Linked DNA regions of Homo sapiens: region 1 is linked to region 2. The links are chromatin loops, found by intact Hi-C in ENCODE. Cell type or tissue: mammary epithelial cell. All regions are shown on one strand.

Evidence for each region. Hi-C counts contacts between places; a loop is a spot of excess contacts. Peaks named below come from ENCODE experiments on the same cell type or tissue, not always from the same donor. Only the 100,000 strongest peaks of a DNase experiment are listed, where the experiment ranks them.
Region 1: it touches region 2 in a loop (12-fold over the local background); 2 of 110 quality-filtered maps call a loop at or near these places.

The regions. Positions count from the first base shown.
Region 1 is chr4:124,485,447-124,487,946 of GRCh38, forward strand. No RefSeq gene overlaps it. Among named protein-coding and RNA genes, the nearest start is that of LINC02516, 72 kb to the right of the region's middle. In mammary epithelial cell, a CTCF peak has its summit at 1,164; no DNase peak of the experiment used is centred here.
Region 2 is chr4:125,243,681-125,246,180 of GRCh38, forward strand. No RefSeq gene overlaps it. Among named protein-coding and RNA genes, the nearest start is that of FAT4, 70 kb to the right of the region's middle. In mammary epithelial cell, a CTCF peak has its summit at 1,375; no DNase peak of the experiment used is centred here.

The sequences.
Region 1 (2,500 bases), 760 kb before region 2:
ATAGGCAGGTATCTTCAATCTTAATATTAAATAAATAAAAATTTTTTAAAATAAGTTAACATTTTTCAAACATCCCCAGCGATTAAACAAAATGCCATGTTGAGGATGTGATTGCTATAATTGGTCCAACTTTCTTGAAGAACCATTTGGTTTTATGTTTTAAAGTACTAAAATGTGTGCTGTCCTTAATCTACAAATCTTATCTCTAAAAATATTTCCTAAGGAAATATTAACAAGTATGTAAACATTTATTTATAAGTATTCCATTAAAGTTTTATTTATAGTACAAAAAATAAACATGGCTATCTATATATAAATAATGTTTCATTCAAATAGTAAAGTAATGTTGACATTAAAATAACAATCTACAATATATATATTTGCTGGTAAGGAAGGATGCCTAAGTTTTATTTTGATTGATAAGAGTAGGTAATACAGGTGGCAAATTATAAGCAATTTGTGTTAAAAAATGTTATATGTATATAGGGAGGTAGTTAAAATATATAAACCATTAAAATATTTAGAATGGTTTTCCCTGAATAATTGAGTTATAGGCAATCTTATTTTTCATCTCTATTTAGCAACTTTCTCTGATTTTCTATAGTAATTATGAATGTTGTAATTTTTAAAAAATTTCCAAAATAAAAATTAACTTAGAAAACTAAGAATTCATTACTGGTTTATTTGTTCACTATCTACTCAAAAGATAACAAGCAAAGGTATTTTATTTTACAGCTAAGCTTGAAATAAATTTTGTAAATTCTTTAAACACAATATTGTTTCACTTGCACAACAACATCCCTTACTTTCTCTAATAATCATCCAAAGTTATCTTCTTCCACATAGTCTGTGGAACCATTTATAAGAACTCCCAGTCATAATTGGAAGGGCAGGCAGTAATAAAAGCAGACAAACTCCAAGAAATCATGAAAGATTTGAAGGAATTATCCCAGGAAGGGAAAAACAAGGAAGGCCTTCAAGGCAATCATCGGTACTGCAGCAACTCTCTGTCATTGTTACTAAGGGACATGATAAGAAAACACAAATGCAGTCTGGTAATCCCAGAAATGAGTTCTTGGCTGATCAGTAGTAAACCATCTTGTTTACTAGTAAAATGAATGCATACATTCTGTGTGTGATCTGTGTGACCTGTGAAGCAGAGCTTATCATTTCTTCCTGAAGCATCATTCCATCCCCGTCCACTGAGTGGAGACTCATGATCAACATTTTCTCACTAGGAGTCATATTTTCCCAAACAGGATCCATGGAAAATTGACACATAAATGCCAAACACACATTGCAATATCATGGCATTCTATGTCCAAGGTCATGTCCCTGTGAACTGTAATCTATATAGATTATTAACCCCTAAATATGTAAATTTTATGAGGAGAGAATCCACATCTTATTCACCACTTACACCTAGCATTACATAGAAGGAACATAATCAATTAATACTTACTGAATGCATGAGGATTGACTAATAGGTGAAATTATGAATTAAATTAAAAATTTGGGTTATAAACTAAGAAGAAAGTACAATATTACATATACAATATGATTGCAGCTATGTGAAACATTTGCATCTGGGTAAGGTAATTTGCAAATATTTGCATATGAGGGGAAGAAGGGTGTGAATTGTTGGAGGGGGGCTCCTTTATTTCTTGTTTCTTCCATCCTATTTTCAAGAATAGAGATTTGATAATGAGTTCCATAGGCTTCTTTCAACCTTGAAGAAGAGAGTAGAACTGAGAGATGTCAAGAATAAAGAGTATGAAGTTAGAGGCCCTGAAAACTTCTTGGAGTTGCCACACCAGCCTTGGGCCAATTACTTTAGACTGCTTATCTAGGTTTTTATTTATTTAAGCCTGCACTCTCTGGGTTTTTTGGTTGGTTGGTTGTTTCTGCTGTATGCCTCTGAACCTAATCTTAATCAATCTGTCATTCAAAAGAATCTAAGATTCATTCTATATTTAGCATAAATAAACAATTACAAGTGTTAATTATAATTTTAAACTAAATACAAATATTTTTACTCATAACATAGCTTGTTATACTACATCACTGAATATCATATATTACTTTTAATATTCTAAATATGTTATTTATCAAAGTATTTACCAAAATGAAAAATGGTACACTGCAATATTTTGTCATTGTTAGCAATCATTAAATTTAAAAGTTTTGTAAATAGTTAAACAGTTTCGGTTCATATTTTTCTTCTGTTTCCAGTTCATTTTCCACCCTAACAATCAGAGCAGTCACTTTTATTTTCAGTTTTTTCTCTTTGTTTCAGGACCATCATATTCCACTCATGGGAACTGGCTAACTCTATTTAGTTTTGGCAGTCACAATATATGTTCCCAGGACAAACGGCCCATGTACACTGTGAATTGCATACACAATTCCCAGCTCAGAATAATGCTACATGTTAACAAGCAGATGCATACAGCTGGCTTTTTAAAAGGCCTGGCAAAGTTCACTCTTTGTTCAGCTTTCC
Region 2 (2,500 bases):
GAAAATGTAATGGAACAATCTAGAAAAACAAGAACAAAAATAAGCTGAGTCTGCCAAACAATATTGCCTACAAGAAATGAGAAGAAATGCAATCAGAGGAAATATGAAGAGTTTTCTTTATCTTGCTTTTACAGCATTGCCATCGGTCATCCATTCTTCTTGTCCTTTGGAGGTTGAGGAGTGAGCCATAAAAATATTAAATTAAATGAAAACCACTTCATATTAAAATCAATGGATGACTGTTTGAACAGGCACTCTGCCATGGAGCCTAAACATTCCTGCATGTTCTTGCTGGGTATTCTAAAAATGCAAAGTCCTGACTGCTATTTGAGCCATCTTCCAAGGTTGTGATTATGGTGTCCAACCTTGAGAAGAGGTAGCATCTGCCCCTGGACAGAAAGCAGGCTTGTTCCCACTTGCTATAAAAGCAATACATTCCCCAACCTCAATGTTTCTCTGCTGCGGTACAATCCATTGCATGTATAAACACCCGTGGGTCTGGAGGACAGAGGAAACTGGTATAAATATGAAGCTCTGGCTACTACATTTGCTGTGAGTAATATAGTCCTTTGTCTCCTTTACAGGACTTTTGTGTTTTTTTATGAGCATATATAAAACAGTTCCAGGCTAATTTTCTAACTTACAAGTAGGGTAAAATCTCAGATGCTGTGTAGATCTAAACAATGACATCACTATCAAAATGTGTGTGTGCATGTGTGTACACACATAATTCTCTATATTTTTATATGTACATACACATACACATATATCCTGTATCTACTACTTTTTTTAGTCAACTGTTGTAACATTATGCTAATGGTTACATTAAATTGGTTAAGTACATTAAAATGGTTAAGTAAATTGTGCCATTTACTTAAGCCCTCTGTGCCCCCAACTATACATTGAGAATATTATTGATAGATAACTCATAGGGTTGTTATATGAATTAAATGCTATAGTGAGTGGAGTTTTCTTGGAACAATGTTTGGCACTCAATAGCTTTAATTATTCTTTCTTATCTTTGATTACTATTAACATATTTTATAATTCATTATTTTGCAAAGACATTTCACTGAAAGTAGGTTTGTGATCTTTCTATAACTATAAACAGAGACTTTGAGTAAAATAAATATCAATTTGTAGAATAACATCTACATTTGTATATATAGTGACTCAATTTTTAAAAGAAAATTTCACATTTTGTTTTAAGATTACTCAAAAATCATTTTAAAACATTTCAAGTAGGCAGACTGCCTAAAAAACAATACATGACCTCCTTCTATTTCTAAAATTGATCAATTTTGAAGTTACTCAGATATAGTATTTAAAGACGTTCATAATTGTGAAATATATTTAAAAGACAACAGTGGCCCCTAGTGATGCAAAAACTAAAATAACAGGATGGAGACAGACAATCCAAAGAAAAATAAACTTAAATGGTTTACTGACATTTTTAGCTCCATTGATGAGAGATTAATATTGTCTTTCACAGAAAGCACCCCTTTTTCAAAAATGGCTGTACACACTAACATGCATGCTATTTAAGCCAAGCAGAAACTGATACCTTGACTTTTATGGTTTATAAGGAACTGTAGATGCATAGATAGCCAAATCATACATCATCACAAGAATGGTAATTTACTTTTCGAACATGTTTAATTAGCAATGAATTAGAACTTTCTTATAAATGCTAGTACAGATGGTCCTCAATTTGTGATAGTTTTATTTACAGTTTTTTGACTTTATGTTGGTGCCAAAGAAATGTACAGTCAGTAGAAGCCATACTTCGTTTGAATTTTGAAATTTGATCTTTTCCTGGGTTAGTGATATGCAGTGATACGTTCTTGAGGTGCTGGATCAGATCATCTAACATAAAGCCTATTTTATAATAAAGTGTTGAATATCTTGAAATTTTCTTTCTTTCTCATGTGAGTTTGACTGATATGAGAGCTCTTACATTCAGCTATCAGATACGTGAATTCTGACTTCCAAGCACCTAATCTAATTGTATTGTGAATTCTAAACATTATCACAAATTTTGAAACAAGATGAGAATCTGTTGCACCCACAGAATTTAAAAAGATAATATAAAACAAAAGAGAAGTCCCAATTTACTTTGAATACTGTGGAAATAATTCTTACATAAGAAAGAAATTGGACTACTTAAAATTTGAAGGAAACTATTTCTAATCCAGTAATGCAAACTGAAATCATTTTCCATCAATGTTTTATTTGATGGAAACAAGTAACGTTTTAATGATGATTCAAGTAACCATCACAAAATGTCGTCACAAGAATTAATACGAATTACTAGATGAATGCATTTAGATAGATGTGATGCTTTTGAAAAAATGTAAAATCTGAAAAGCAATTCTGAAGAACAATTATCAATGTATGAGCAAGTAAATATCAGTTAACATAGACATTAATGAAGCATAAATTTACATTATGCTCCAAAGACAGTTTGGTAGGCAAGTTAGTAAACAGAAATGCTATATTG